Linked DNA regions of Homo sapiens: region 2 is linked to region 1. A link is a loop called in an ENCODE intact Hi-C map of the cell type or tissue named here. Cell type or tissue: A673. All regions are shown on one strand. Each heading gives the region's core, and the rest is flanking DNA. Links, peaks and the distances in the headings are about the cores only. Region 1 holds the start of LOC124904466 (a long non-coding RNA gene). Region 2 has its middle 7.7 kb from the start of C1orf21-DT.

Region 1 (8,339 bases), core at 220-8,219:
GCACCAGGAGGAACATTCCTTTCTCCTGCCCCCTCAGATGAGGGCTGGCGATAGCCGCCCACTGACACTAGCCCCTGGGAACTTCATGATCCCTAGATGGTTGCCTTAGCCCTGCCCATACCTGAGTAAATAGCTCTTTTATAAAAATATTCTTAAACCAGAAACTCTGGCTGAAAATTGCTCTAAACTGAAACCACCTTTGGAAAAATTCTAACAGTGAGAAATTGATGACATTGAAAGGGACCTAACCAACTCCATCTTGCCTTTAACCTTCAAGCTGCCCTTGTTCATTCCTGGGCATAGGCAAAACTAACTTTGGGAGGCATTTAGTTTATAGTTTAGAACTATTAAAACTAAAAAGATGACAACAGCCCTTTCCCAAAACAAACCTCCTTCTTGCCTGGGGACAAGACAGCCTTTGTGGGACTAACAAATTAATCACAAGATTAGAAATTATGGTTTAGAAGCCATGCAGCCAGAGGCCACAAGATTCCTAACCTCCCCAGTTGCTCTCCTATAGATAATGTTGTATCCTATAGATAATATTGTAGAACCTAAGATTGGTGCTTGAGATATTTTTCAGACCCTGAATTCTGATGGATAAGCTGGCACCACCCAGACTGGTAAACTGGCAGATCTGGTCCTGTGGCCTCTACCCAGGAATTGACTCAGTGCAAGAAGACAGCTTCAACTCCCTATAATTTCATCCTCAACCCAACCAACCAGCATTCCCCATTCCCTAGCCCCTTGTTCACCAAAATATCTTTAAAAACCTCTAGCCTCTGAATTTTTGGGCTGGCTGATTTGAGTAATAATAAAACTGCAGTCTTCCATTTAGCAAGCTTGAAGTGTATTTAACTCTTTTTCTATTGCAATTCCCCTATCTTGATAAATTGGCTCTATCTGGGCACCATGAAAAATGAACCCAGTGGGTGGTTACAAATGCCTTATTAAAAGTATTGACTTCAGCAACAAGTATAAACTGGTATTAAAGCATTAGCACATTGTTGAGGGGGAACTGAACATTTGTGCATTGCCCAGATAACACCACACAGATTACCTTGTAGTCACAGGAGGGAAAACATAATGTTTCTTGGAAGAAGAAAATTGTTGTTTGCCTTAATTCACTGGTCACTACTAGAATCTCTAACAGTGGGCGAACCAGAAAATATATATATCATGACAAAATACAATAAGAAGTACATATCTCCTATGATATAATCTAGCTAACAAGGTTTAAATTGAATCCACCATGCTTTTGCCTTTTACTTTCTCTTTTGTTTTGTTGTTTAAGAGATGAGGTCTCACTATATTGACCAGGCTGGTCTCGATCTCCTGGGCTCAAGTGATCCTCCTGCCTCAGCTCCCTAAAGTGCTGGGATTACAGGCAAGAGCCACCACGCCTGGCCACATTTGACTTTCAGTTTATAAGAAATAAGAAGGTCAGAGAAACAAGCTAAATGAACCCACAAGAAAGCAGCTTGTCAAATCCAGAAAATGGGTTGTTCCTTAGGCTAAATGGCCAAATTCATTTAACAAGCCTAATGTCATGTTTATGCTTGGAAAAGGGCTTAAGAAATATCCATGCAATGTGTAGGCCTGAATTGGTTCCTGATTGGACAAACGAACTACAAAAGACGTTTCGGGAATGATTTAGATCATCAGATATAGACTGGATATTAGGTAAAATATAGTGACATATATTGACATGGAAAGTTTTATAAAAACAGTATGTAACAATTCATAAAACGGTATTTTTCTCAGTTTGTAAAAAAAAGATATGTCTGCATATATATGCATGCCTAAAAATTTTGGAAGGATGTACAATAGGATATTAACAGTGGTATGCTCTGGATGGTGGGAATAGTGTATTTTTATTTTCTTATTTTTGTTTATCTATACATGGGCTGCTTTGTAATTATAAGAGGTTTTTAATTTAGTAAGCAGAAAGGTTATCAGTTTAAGTGTGTAAGTTTAATCAAAGCCAAGGGAGTAAATGACGTTGCCCAGGGAAGAGCATGTGAAAAACAAGAAGGTGGCTGAGGAAACAGCTTTTAGCAACATCAAGATTTCAGAGAGAAGACTGGAAGGAGAGCTGGTCAGAGACTGAGGAGGAGCCATGAGGGAACAGAAGAAGCAGGAAAGCCAGAGGAGGAGAGTGTTCCCAGAAACAGGAATGATCAGGTCCCAAACGCTGCAGACAGGTAGGCAGGATGAGGGTTAATTAACACTAGGCCTCTGACCTCACAGTGGGAAATGCATGAAGACTTTTACCCAGGGAGGGGTGAGGAACTACAGGCTGCTCTTGTAAGAAGTTGGTAATGGAGGGAAGGAGAGACACAGGTTGTTGTGGAGGGGGCAGGTGTGCCCATCTTTTCACAAGGAGAGCCGTCGCCATTCAGGTTGTATTCTTTGTGAATGAAAACCCCTGGATCACTACCAGGATATGCTATGAGTGGTACCCCCTGGGAGGAAATGAAAAGGAGGACCCTGGGAAGCACGAGGAGGAACAAGTTATTTGGAAATGGAGAAGAGTTTAGCAATTTGCAGTAAGTCCCAGGGAATGGAGAGATTTGGAAATCTAGGAGGAGAAGGAAGGATCACTTGTGCCACAGGATCCAGGCTTGTGCAGAGGTGGGAATGAGGTGGAGAGCAGAGGAAGCAGGATGGGGTTTGGGGAGGACTGAGACAGGTGTCCTGTGAATCAGAGGGCAAGGGGCCAGCCCCAGAACATGCCAGTCACGCTTCCATGGAAGCTGCCAGACTACAGTGATGATTAGCAATTATAAGTACACTTTGAAAGCAACTTTTCCAAGTGGAATGTGCTGCTATGGGGATTACTGTAGAGCCATACGTGCAGCTCTGAGATCATGTGAACCTCATACGTTACTGGGGAAGGGGATTGCCAACATGATGGGATTTAAGGGACAGCCAATGACCCGTCACCCCCAAACTATCTCCCGGGGGCTTTTCACAATGAGAAGCAATGGGATAACATGAATAGATAATGGAAGGTGTTGAGTCAGTGGATGAGTTTGCAGTCCATCTCTATTGTTATGTACCTTTTTTTGTACTTCAACGAATGCAAATCATGTACTTTTTGAACTTCAGTTTGACTTGCTTCCATGAACATTTACCAAATACCCACTGGGCAAAAATGGCACTGCCCTCAGTTCAGCCCAGGATGTTTCATTTGATCAAGAATCTATTTAGAGAAGGGGCTGGAATATTCTGGAGCTGTGCCTGCAATGAGAAAGATACAACAGTTCTCTGTGTGCCGGGAACAGAGAACTGCCTCCCCGACCCCGCCAAAAAAAAAAAAAAGCCCAATAGAAGAATGAAGGTGCCATGTTGACTGTGACAGTCCTCTTCACGCCGTCACTGAACGAAAGAGCCCCGGTGTCTTCTGTCTTTCTGTCCCATGGAGTTCTGCCTTGGTGCTGCAATCTGTTGCCTGTTGTCAGGGTCAGCAGGTCTCAGATGTGCACACAACCCTCCAAACCGGGGCTTCGAGGAGACCGCAGCTGTCTTCTGGGAGAGGAAGGGGCTGCTCAGGGTCGAGCAGCTCCTAGCGCATTAATTAGAGCCTGTATCCCAACTGCTGCACTTGCTGTGCCTGGCGGCTCTGGGACAAGCTGTTGGTAGGTTTTTTTTCTCTGCTGCCCGTTTCTAGGCACTCATCTTCCCAATTTATCTTTCAAGCAATACCTTGCCGGAGAGGAGTGGTATCCTCCATTCCCCTCACAGCTTTAGGAACTCCGAGGCTTTGTACAAATGTGTACGAAGTGTAGAGATTCCAGCCGACATGAGAGTGGGAAGGAACGCCGCAGTGGGAGAGATTGCAGGGCGGTGCTGGGCTATTAATTAATCAGCTCAGTGGGGATGAGGAAGGAAACGGTAACTCAGAGAGGGGCTCCAGAACTATAGCAAACAGGAAGATTTTAATGAGAAAGTCCCGGAGAGGAAATGACTCAGTGGTTTGGAAAGAGTGGGCTATCCAAACAGAGGGAAGGGAGCCAGTCCAAAGGGGGGCCCCTGAGGAGGGGCAGGACTTTGTTTGGTTCCTAAAACAGAAACCAGCTTCATTCTTCACTCGGGTTTGAGTAGGGGAATCCTTGGGGTGGGAGCAGCTGTTGCTACAAGATTGAGAAACATATCTTGACTTTTTCGGGCAGGGAAACTGAGACCACATGGTGAAGAATCTGTTTGGCGAAAGGGCTGGAAGATTCCGGGGCTGTGCCTGCAATGAGGGATATACAACAGTTCTCCCTATGCCTGGAACAGAGAACCTCCTCTCAAAAAAAAAAAAAAAAAAAAGCCAGACCAAAGAAGAACTAAGGTGAAGAATTTCCTGTGATCATGTTATGCTATGTGCATGCACAGCAGAGATGGAACACATTTTATATTTTCCAATTCAAAAATCAGGGCATGGCATTTAACAAAACATATTCTTTCCAGTTTCTGAATTTGTGTACATGCAATACCTTAAAATGATATGAAATGAAATTATACTTCGTCACAAATTGAAGTAAATGAATTTATTACAATTATAACATTGCATGAAATTGGAAGTGTCTTGGGAAATCTGGAATGAATGAACACTGTGTTTTCAACTGAAGCGTATCTGAGAAGAGCTGAGGAACAAAACTTTACAAATCATGAGTTTATTAGTTTCTTCCTGAATCAGTGGTTGAGGGAGGAGGAAAAAGGAGAGAACAAATTCCCTTCTGAGAGGTGGGGTCAGTGAGAGAGATGCCCTTGCAATGTATTTGAGTGTAAAGGATGAGGAAGCTGGGACCTTGGGGAACTGACCCCCTGATTTTCAACTCTGTGTCTCAGGAGAACCTCAGTTTCCTGATCTGCAAAGTGCACACAGAATTGCTATGAGCTGATATCCACTGGGTACCAGTGTCTGTCCCTGATGGGTCTTGCATGAATCTTTTCTTCCTTGACCCCATTTCAGGTGATGTATGCAAAGATGCTCCCACTTTTGCAAGGTGCCCTGTCACTGAAAACACCTTGCAATTTCGCTGGCATCTGGGGATGGAATAGACATGGGCATTTGGGCCTCCTTCAGAAGGGCAATGAGGCCAAGCCCCGTCAAACAGGACAAGCCAAGCTGCTGCTGGTCAGTGCCCCTGTGCACCAGTAATGGGCTGGGCCTTTTGCTGGCTGGAGAGGAAGCTCTAAACAGTCTGGAAGTAGAGAAATGTTTCTGTTGAACTAGGCTAGAGTGAGAGCTTGATAATTTTGGAAGAGTGAACATCAAGAGCAGTAAAGAGGGAAAAAATGTAAACACAAATGACCCGCGGAGCTCCCGGTACATTTTGTCTGCCCCGAAGAGCAGCCTTGGCAGGAAGACTGTGAGAACCTCAATCATGATCACGAGGACCTTCCCAGCCTTGGCTGATCCAGCAGTGGGCTCCTTTAGGGACTTAGAAGGGCATTTTATAAGCTACTCACCGAGGACCTCCTGCTAGGGGTAGGGCAGAGATTCTTGTCATTTCCACCTAAGCCCAGCTTTCAATGCTGTCAATTCTGGGTACCCTGGCTTCTTCTACAGAGGTCTCTGTCTTTTAAATTTTGTCACTTACACTACTTGCTTCAATGACTTTGAACTTGGCGTGCCGTTCTGTGGCTTTGCTGCTGTCTGAATCACATGCTTTTGCCTGCATTACCAAGCAGGGCTTGGAGCCCAGTCTCAGGAGGAGGTGGCCAATGCTTCCCATTCCAGTTACCAAGGCTAGCTGGGGGCTTGTATCATCACTAGCACACTCTCTTCCTCAAGTTCTCTTTTCTCATTCTAAATTAACCTTCAAAAAAGTTTCCAAGCGGGGTCTTGGGAGGAGTTCAAGTCAATTCAAATTAATGAGTATTTGAGAACCTACTATGTGGCCAGGCATGCTGTGGGATACCAGGGTGAGTCAAACCTTAGTTTGTACTCCCCTAGGCTTTGCATGCCTAGAGAGGAAACAGTGCCAACAGGCTGGGAGTACAGGCAGACTGATGGAATGGAAACAGTTCATTGTTCTCATATTCATTCAAAAAATGTTTATTGAGCACCCACTATGTGCGATGCACCTTTCAGTACCTTGGGGCTATAGCAAAGGGCACAATTATGGGATCTAAGATCAGACAGAATTGAGTCAAAGCCCAGCCTTTGACATGAGCGTGTTCTTGGGCAAGTCCCCTGAACACGCTGATCTCCAGATTTCTCATTTTTAAAATGTAAACCATAACATATTAATATTAATAATACTATTTTGCAGTGTTCTTGTGAAATCAAGATGTAGGTATGATAGGCATGCAATAAATGTGGCTGGTTGTTCTAAAATAGATGAACAACTATGTATAATGGTTGAATATGCAAGTGGAGAGGTAAAGAGAAATAATTTTAATTTTTGACTGAATGCATGGGCATGACAGAAAGAGAAATAAAGCTGCATACTGTCAGCCTTTGCCTGTGCTGTTTCCACATGTGCAGATTCAGCCAATCTTGGAAAATTGGAAAATATTTGAAAACATTTAAATAGCAATACAACAATAGAAAAAGGTACAACTAAAAATAATGCAGTATAACAACTATTTGCATAGCATTTACATTCTATTAGGGATTATAAGTAATCTAGAGATTATTTGAAGTATACAAGAAGATATGTGTAGGTTATATGCAAATACTATGCCATTTTATGTAAGGGACTTGAGCATCTGTGGAATTTGGCATCTGTGGGGGTCCTGGAGCTGATCCACTTCAGATACTGAGGGAGAACTGTATAGACAGGTGGCATTCTAGACCAGGGTATGCCTAAAGCAGTGTTCCTCAAGGTTCCAGGAGTTTTCTAAAAGAATGATGTAATTTTTCATTTTAAAACTAGACTTTGATGATTATCTCATCTACATAGATGCATACACAGTTGACCCTTGAACCACATGGATTTGAACTGTGCAGATTTATTTATATATATATTTTCTTCTGCCTCGACCACCCCTCAGACAGCAAGACCAACCCCTCCTTTCCTTCTCTTCCTCAGCCTACTCAGTTAGAAGATGACAAGGATGAAGACCTTTATGATGATCCACTTCTACTCAATGAATAGTAAATATATTTTCTCTTCTTTATGATTTTCTTATAAACATCTTCTTTTCTCTAGCTTACTTTATTGTAAGAATACAGTATATAATATATACAACTTACAAAATATGTGTTTATTGGCTGTTTATGTTATCAGTAAGGCTTTTGGTCAACAGTAGTCTATTAGTCGTTAAGATCTGGGGGAATCAAAAGTTATAGGCAGATTTTCCACTGCATGTGGGTTGGTGCCCGTAACACCCAAGTTGTTCAAGGGTCAACTGTATATCCATACATATAAATATAACATATATGTACTTACAAGTTTACATATTCTAAGTTATCTGAATGTCCAATTTATAATCCAGGCACTGCATGATTTAAGCCTCTATGTATTTACATGTATAACACAATGTGTAATAAATTAATGCTAAGTAAAGCTATTTATTTTCAAAGCTAGTGAGGAATGAAAAAGGTGGACTTAACACAAAAATGCGTTTGCACAGCAGGGTCCATTTTATACAAAGGAAGGTTTAGAAGTCGTTTGAATAGAGAGAAATTGAGAGATCAGAGAAGATGTTTGCATCAGGTACACGGTAATATGAACGGGCTAATTTCAAAAGCGCATGGGCTTGGAGAGTCAGTACCACACTACATGTGGTAGAGATTTCATTTTACAAAAACAATATTAGGTCACCTTTCATGAATGTTATTAATTACAATTTTACCGGTTTTGTGACTTTTTGGTATTTAAAACATAAATATGTTAGTTGTATATAAACACTAAAGTAAAATGAGCTAATACCTGGTTTTATACTGTACAAATTTAAATAACCTGTTAATAAATAAAAATAATGTAAGTCTAATCTAGGGATCCACTAGACCTCTAACAGGCAAGATATGTTCTTGGTTTAGGACAAGGCTGCTGGATTCTTTCCCGTGTGTAGAAGGAGAAAGGCTTATTAGAAATGCTGCCATTTTCCAGAGGAGGGCCTACATGAGCCGATTCCTGGAAACATTCCAGAAGTGAGGCTATCACAGAAGATCTTGGAAGAGTGCAAAGCAGCCTGTACTATCGAGAACAGACTCTGTTTCCCCAGCTTTCTCCCAGTTGAACCTCCTGACTCACAGAAACCTGACCCCCTATTGCTTTTCTCTACTTTTTTCACCTACTTATTCCACAAGTTGCAGAGGTACCACGTGCCAGCTGTTGTGCTAAGCACAGGGATGCAGTAGAGAACAACATGGACATGGCTCCTGTCCCCAAGGA
Region 2 (8,339 bases), core at 310-8,309, 230 kb before region 1:
AGCCAGGAAGAGGGGTTCTACCAAGAACCTGAGCAGGCTGGCATCACGATCTTGGACTTTAAGCCTCCAGACCTGTGAGAAATGAATATCTTTTGTTTAAACCGTGCAGTCTATGGTGTTTCGTTACAGCAGCCTGAACCCACCAAGACAATAGGTTCCCTTTATCATTGATTGTCAAGGAAAATATATGATTGTTTAAAAGATAGTAAAAGCAACACACCACTCTCCTATAACTTCTCATCTAAATCTAAATGAATTCATTTTATGTGGTTTATTTTTTAAAGGTTTTCCCATAAAGTTAATTTTTCTGAATAATCAAGTTCAAAAGTAGCTTTGGCAGAGACATTCAAAAATAAGTGACCCTAAGCTGAAGACTACTCTGAAATGTGCTTTCTTTCCATTTGCTCCATGCAATCACAGCTAACACTGGTTGTCTGCTGTATGTCAAGCATGGCATCATGTAATTCATAATACAAACTAACTCATCTTCCTGACAACACACTCAGATAGATGCTAATATTATCATCATTCCCATGCAGATGTGGAAACAGAGGCACGGAGGGGTGAAGTCATGAGTGCAAGGTAAAGTAGTTGATTTTCATTAGTCAGATGCCAGAGCCCATGTGTTTAACTGTATTTATTTATTTATTTATTTATTTATTTATTTATTTATTTTTGAGACAGAGTCTCACTCTGTTGCCCAGGGTGGAGTGCAGTGGCGCGATCTCGGCTCACTGCAGCCTCCGCCTCCTGGGTTCACACCACTCTCCTGCCTCAGCCTCCCGAGTAGCTGGGACTACAGACGCCCGCCACTATGCCAGGCTAATTTTTTTGTATTTTTTAAGTAGAGACGGGGTTTCACCATGTTAGCCAGGATGGTCTTGATATCCTGACCTCATGATCTGCCCATCTCAGCCTCCCAAAGTGCTAGGATTACAGGCGTGAGCCACTGCACCCAGCCTTAACTGTTAAGAAGTATGTTTTCTCTTCAATCTCCTCTGTTTTTCTGCCTCAGTTTTACTCGTCTTTCAAGACCAGGCTCAAACCCTAACTCCTAAGTGAGTGATCTCAGCTTCTGAGTTTCTGAACTTTTGAAGTATCCAGGATCTTCTACAGCCTTACACTGTTAGGGATCTTCCACATCTTTTACATTAGCTCCACCAGGCTTGATTTTGTGTGTGTGTGTGTGTGTGTGTGTGTGTGTGTGTGTGTGTGTGTGTGGTGGGGGGTGTTTAAAATCTTCCTTTGGGGATACCACAGCACACACACAAGTAAAGGACCCAATAAGCAGCTGTGAATGGAGGGCTGTCTATGCATTTTTATTTTATAATGGTGCCACTTATGGTGACGCAGCTCCTTCTGGATGGTTCCAGGCTAAATCAGAGCAGAGTTTAAAGTCAGTGCTAACAACTTGCTAATGGTTCTAATTGGTCTTTCAATGATGTGTGAATTACTCTGAGTAACCAGCTTTTCCAGACCTTAGATAGCTCTTACTTTCTTGTTTATATCTGTTATCTGTTTATTTTCTTCTTGGCTTTCTCCTTAGGGGTTTTTTTGGTTTGTTTTTTGTTTTGTTTTGTTTTGTTTTGTTTTGTTTTGAGATGGAGTCTCTGTCACCAGGCTGGAGTGCAGTGGCGCGATCTTGGCTCACCGCAACCTGTGCCTCTTGGGTTCAAGCAATTCTCCTGCCTCAGCCTCCTGAGTAGCTGGGACTACAGGCATGCGCCACCATACCCAGCTCCTTTTTCTATTTTTAGTAGAGATGGGGCTTCGCCATGTTGGCCAGGAGGTCTTGATCTCTTGACCTTGTGATCCTCTTGCCTCAGCCTCCGACAGTGCTGGGATTACAGGCGTGAGCCACTGCGCCTGGCCTGTATTCTCTTTTATGTCGTTTTCAAGAGTTGGGTAGATAGAAGATGAGAACATGGAACATTTTCCCTTGAAGTAAGGAGTGTAAGAGCCCATCACCAGAGTAAGACTCAAAATGAGGCAGAGGGAAGGTAAATCCAGATACTATTAAGCGGTCAGCAGAGCCTCTCAAGGTTGCCGGCTTCCCCCCATTTTTGCTTTCTGGCCTTTGTTTCACCCAGATATTGAAGTTAGCATTCCAGTGTAGAGCTCTTTTCTCCCAGGCTACTTGACAGCCCCACCACTGTGGGTATAACTGATGAATCCCCAGACGCTCAAGTCATCCGGCCCTTACTGATACCTGCTTAGAGTATTATTCCGCTGCCAGCTTATACATGCTAATAGTATTGTTATTTCACACACTGGCCCTGTCTCTCCAATCAACTATAAGCTCTATGAAAACAGGAGACCTTGTTGTTCTCACAGGGCTCAGGCTCAATATACCTTTGGAAGTTGATGGATCAATCAATTAAGTTACTATGTGCATTCCTCTTAGTGGAGATAGAAAGCAAATATTGACATCCAGAAATTTCAGCAACCATGACACAGCAAGAAGGATGTGGCTAAAAGGAAATAGAGAGTGAGAAGAAACAAAAAAACAAAACCACATTATTTTTCATCTCTTTCTCAGCTTTACCTCTTTGAAAATGTCCTCTCCTTCCCCCATCCTTTTCAGAAAGTGAAACAGTATTGAAAAGATAAACACAGGCTGGGTGTGGTGGCTCACGCCTGTAATCTCAGCACTTTGGGAGGCTGAGGTGGATGGATTGCTTGAGCTCAGGAGTTTAAGATCAGCCTGAGCAATATAGGGAGACTTCATCTCTATAAAAAATTTAAAAATTAGCCAGGTGTGGTGGCATGCACCTACCTGTAGTCCTAGCTACTTGGGAGGCTGAGTTGGAGGATTGTTTGAGCCTTGGAGGTCAAGACTACAGTGAGCCATGTTCGAGCCACTGCATTAGAGCCCGGGCAACAGAGTGAGACTCCATCTCAAATAATAAATAAATAGATAAATAGATAGATAGATAAACACAGGGAGTAAAGTTGCAGTTTTCTTCATCATAATGAAGCAAGAACCCTTAAAGCAGCTAGTAAGTCTTTAGCATGGATTACACTAGTTTTCAAAAGCTATACTGGTTCTGATACTATGGTCTGATTTCAGATGCAATTGTTGAGAATCAAGTTATCTTAAGAGTGAATGGAAAATATTGCTACCATAGAGATATAAGCAAACTATTATTTCAAGATTGTATTATAAAAAGGAGAAAGGAAGGGATTGGAAAGCCCCAAAAGAAGAATTTCAAATAGTTTTTGGACATTAGTGTATTAAGCAGTTTTCTAATCTTTACTGCCTGTTTAAACTGATTTAAGCCTCCCAACAGTGCTATGAAGATGTTATTATTATTATCTCTATTTTCCAGATATGAAATCCAAGGAACAGCAAGGTTAAGTAAGTAGAGCAAAGCCAAGGGTGCCCAGCTATAAGTGGCAGAGCTGGGATTTGCTCTTAAGCCTGGTACTAAACCACTACCCCAAACTGATGGTGGCCTCTAAACCTTTGTGACTCTGGGTATAGAAGTGAACAATTTATCTCCTGGAATCTGCTGAATGATAGATATCTGCAGTATACTTTTCACCTTCTCCTGCGTGGGTGTAGTCTTTATGACATGTGAGGGGCCAGGACAAGGAAAAGGGGATTAACGTTCTCAGACCATGCCACCTACTGGCTAACAGAAGCTCCCCCTCGCTTCTCCTAGCCAGAAGACTATTAACCTCATGAGGTAGGAGCCTATAACAGAGCAAAGAGGGCTAGAAGGTTTAGGACAGGATAGTATTTCCATGCATCAGCACTCAGTTTAATTAAATCAGTCCTTGGTCCAAAATAACGCTGTTGATGAAGAACGTCATTTCACCTTATTCGCAGTGCCAAATGTTAATGGAAAGGAATGTAAACACTTAAAATGCTTGCACCAATTTGAAATGATGGTTTTATCAGCTTCCTCCTTTCCTCCTTGTTTAGCTCTGCAACCCTAGCCCAGACCTCAGTCTCTCTATCCTGGATTCTTAACCAGTTGTCTTGACATTAGGCTCTGTGGTTGTGCATCATCCTTGCTGCTAAAGCCCTGTCTCTAAAGCATAGATCTGTTCCAGCTTAAAAGTCCCAGCTCCTGGAAGAGTTTAAAATGAAGCCTAAACTTTTCCATCATGCATGCAAAACCTTCCATAAATTGGCTCCTGCCTACTTTTTCAGACAGATCCCTGGTTCCAAACACTAACTGGACAAATAGCCCAATCACCTGGCTGCCTTGCTGGTTCCCATCCATATTCTGCTGTTTTCTACCCCTTCACCCTTGCACTTATCCTTCCCTCTGCGTAGACTACTCAAACCCCTACACAATTCAGGAGCTGCCTCTCAGCCAATCTCACTCTTTCCCTGACACTCATTAGCTCTCTGGCCATGGGCAAGCCACCTTGACCTCTCTGATGGTCTTCATCTGCAACAAAGAGAACATATTATGTAGACGGAGAATTTGAAATAAAGACCTGGTACTCTGCACACTTACAGAACAGATACAGGTGTTTTGTAAATGGCTATCATGTTAACCCTTGTTCCTTGAGATCTGGCTTAAATGCTGTTTGTTCTGAGAAGCTTTCCAAAATTTCCCTTGTTAGAATGGAGCTCTTCCCCTCTTCATCTCTTGTTAAAGTTTCGAGGTTTTTTGAAAACCTCAGAAATTTGGTTTATTCATTATAATTCTGACTAATACACAGCAGATATGTATTTTGTAAATTACACAATTCAGTGGTGTTTAATATACTTACATGACTGTGCAACCATCACCACCATCTAATTTTGGGACATTCCTATCACTCCAAAGCATAGAATAGCTCCCATTTCTCTGCATCCTCACAATTTTATTGCCTGACTTTTTTTTTTTTTTTTTTTGAGACCGAGTTTCACTCTGTCACCCAGGCTGGAGTGCAGTGGCATGATCTTCGCTCACTACAACTTCTGCCTCCCAGGTTCAGGCAATTCTCAGCCTCCCGAGTAGCTGGGACTATAGGGCATGCCACCCTGCCAGGCTAATTTTTGTATTTTTAGTAGAGATGGAGTTTCACCATGTTGGCCAGGCTGGTCCCGAACCACCGACCTCAGGTGATCTGCCCGCCTCGGCCTCCCAAAGTGCTGGGATTACAGGCGTGAGCCTCTGTGCCTGGCCTGACTTTTTTATTCCAGCTATCCTAGTGGATGTGAAATGGTAGCTCTTTATAGTTTTCAAATACATTTCCCTAATAACGAATCATGTTGAGCATTTTTTTAATGTGCTGTCCTGTGGAAGTTTACAATTTTACGATGGCAGTTGCTACAGCCAGTACTCAGTTACCCTTTGCATGTCCTACAATTCTTTGCTCAAAGTTTTACAAATTGTGGGGCTCCAAATGTGTTTATTGAATGAGTTATTTACTCCTAATATCACCCATTAGGTATCCTGACATGAAATGACTACAAGGGAGAAGAGAGAGAATAAAGAAGGTACAAAGAAAAAAATTGAGCAAAATTCAAAGAATATGTTGCATACCATTCTGAGATTATCCGTTGTATGTTTTTATTGTTTGTTTGTTTGTTTGGTTGGTTTTTTTTTTTTGAGTCGGGGTCTCACTCTGTTGCCCAGGCTGGGGTGCAGTGGTGCAATCATGGCTCATTGCAGCCTCAAACTCCTGGGCTTAAGCAATCCTTCCACTTCAGCCTCCTGAGTAGCTAGAACTACAGGCGCATGCCACCACAGCCAACTAAGTTTTTTAAAAATATTTTTGTAGAGATGGGGGTCTTGTTATGTTGCTCAGGCTGTAATTATATTTAATATGTTTCATTTCAGCTATTAAAAATGTCCTAGTATTTCTACCAACTGATGCCTATTCATTGTACTTTTCTTCCCTTAATTACTTGGGCAGATTCAATAAAGAGGTATTATTTTAAACTGAAAACTTTTTAGTTTAAAATGAGAAAAAAGGAATTAGACCAGGAAAAGTAATCTTCAACTCATGATGGTAATTGGAACACAAAGGCTTAACTCGCCCATGTTCCCTCAAAATCCACTCTTAAAGGAATTAAAACAATAGGGGGACATTTGTGACCATCCTAGAAACTCAATTGAGGTGCTACCACATTCCAAAGCAATCCACAAAATATGTATTAGATACTCTCTTTCAATGAAGTGCAATGCATTTGAAAGAAAAGAAGGAAAACTCTCAATTCACCAAATGCAAAAGAAAGACCCAAAGAGCCAGAGAAGGAGGTTTGCAGCAGAATCTTCCTGTAACTGTGGCTAGAGGGGCTGGAGCTACTATAACCAGGGAGGGGGGAATAGGTACTTACTAAATCCGTTTGGAAGTGTACCAGACAGCAAAGCTCAGAATTCAGATCCCAAGGCAGTGCCAGGCCCTGTCACCATGGGAGAACTCCTGGGGGAGAAGGCCTGGTCCAGCTATGCAACATCTCCTTGGAGCTGCTACTCAGTAGAGGTCTCCCGGTCGGCTAGGGCTGCTTGCCTCCTTAGAGACCCATGTTTGAGCTTATCTGATATGAACTGGACCCTCTTTCAGCCCTAAAGAATGTACATGGTGTTTCAATTAGGCTTTTTTTTTTTAATTGTGAGGAATAGAGGCTTAATCATACTGGCTTGAGTCAGAGGGACCAGAAAGAATTACCGTAATTACTCTCTGCAGCATCACGGGAAGCAGGGTCCTTCTTGAAATTCAAAAACAGAAACCACAATGGCCAGGCCTCATGGACACCAACGCATAGGAACCTTGGCAGCCACCACCCAGCACTTCTGTTACTCCATGCTGTGATTCCATACAGCTCCCACCAGTCTGTCCCACTAGAAAGAACTGTAATGCTGGTGAGTAAGGATTATATTATTATTGGGGAGACATCAAAAATACCCTAATTTGGCTGGGTGCAGTGGCTCACACCTGTAATCCCAGCACTTTGGGAGGTCGAGGCAAGTGGGTCACCTAAGGTTAGGAGTTTGAGACCAGCCTGCCTAACGTGGTGAAACCCAGTCTCTACCAAAAATACAAAAATTAGCCAGGCCTCATGGTGCATGCCTGTAATCCCAGTTACTTGGGAGGCTGAGGCAGGAGAATCGCTTAACCCCAGAGGTGTAGGTTGAGTGAACCGAGATTGTGCCATCGCACTCCAGTCTGGACAACAAGAGTGAAACTCTGTCTCAGACAAAAAAAAAAAAAAAAAAAGCCAAAATCCTAATTTATAAAAATGTACACCATTCACAAGTTTAAATATTTTAAAATAGTCAAACTTTACTTTGCAACATACCACATAACATAACAGTTCACCGTGACTGAGACCCACTATACTTAGCAAAAGAGCAATGTCCATATATTTTCCAAAGTAGACAAATATCTAGGCCATGTTCTCTGATTACATTGCAATAAAACTGGAAATGAATAACAAAAGGATTTTTAAAACCCACAGCAATTTTTAAAACATTATCCTTGTGCAAGATGAAAATTCAAATAAATAGGAAAGGATAGATTATGCCATAGTGTTGGGAACAACTGGCAATATTTTGTAAAATAAGAAAATTAGCTGCCTACCTTCACTAATATATAAAAATAAATTCCAGATGGATAACATATTGAATATGAAAAGTAAATCCACTTTTGTTTTCCTTTCAGTAGAAGAAAAAACATAAGGAAATTTGTATATAATCTTGAAATAGGCAAGGCTTACCTAAGCAGAAACCATAAATGAAAAGATTGCTAGTTTTGCATACATAAAACAATTATATGTCAGAAAAACATAATAAACAAAAATGGAAAATAAATGACCCACTGGACTGACATTCGTAATATATTTGATAGATAAATGATTAGTTCACTTAATATGTAAAGAGTCCTAGGCCGGGCGTAGTGGCTCACGCCTGTAATCCCAGCACTTTGGGAGGCTGAGGTGAGAGGATATCTTGAGGCCAGGAGTTCGAGAGCAGCCTGGGCAACATGGTGAAACCCTGTCTCTACTAAAAATAGAAAAAGTAGCTGGGCATGGTGGTGCACACCTGTAGTCCCAGCTACTGTGGTAGCTGAGGCACAAGAATCACTTGAGCCCTAGAGGCAGAAGTTGCGATGGGCTGAGATCACGCCACTGCACTCCAGCCTGGGTGACAGAGTGAGACTCTGTCTCAAAACAAACAAACAGAAAGAGTCCTATAAGTCCAGAAAAAAACAGCAATTCAATAGAAAACTGGTCAATCAAGGATATGAAGAAATAATTTACAAAAGAGGAAATATAAATTATTAATAAAATAAATGAAAAGTTCAATGTTACTAGTAATAAAAGGAAATACACTGAAAATATGAGGCCATTTTCTGTCTATTCAATTGACAAAGATTTTTTTAAAGTAGTT

The links. Hi-C counts contacts between places; a loop is a spot of excess contacts. Peaks named below come from ENCODE experiments on the same cell type or tissue, not always from the same donor. Only the 100,000 strongest peaks of a DNase experiment are listed, where the experiment ranks them.
Region 2: it touches region 1 in a loop (2.4-fold over the local background); 2 of 110 quality-filtered maps call a loop at or near these places.

Annotation. Positions count from the first base shown.
Region 1 is chr1:184,148,343-184,156,681 of GRCh38, reverse strand. LOC124904466 (a long non-coding RNA gene) reads left to right here and starts at 2,966. Exons shown (of 2, transcript XR_007066765.1): 1 at 2,966-3,641; 2 at 4,176-6,328. In A673, for the core only: no CTCF peak of the experiment used is centred there; DNase peaks (open chromatin) are centred at 3,951, 4,561 and 5,691; H3K4me3 peaks cover 1,877 bases; H3K27ac peaks cover 6,315 bases.
Region 2 is chr1:184,374,830-184,383,168 of GRCh38, reverse strand. No RefSeq gene overlaps it. Among named protein-coding and RNA genes, the nearest start is that of C1orf21-DT, 7.7 kb to the left of the region's middle. RefSeq lists an enhancer at 1,083-1,799. In A673, for the core only: a CTCF peak has its summit at 3,636 (motif pointing left); no DNase peak of the experiment used is centred there.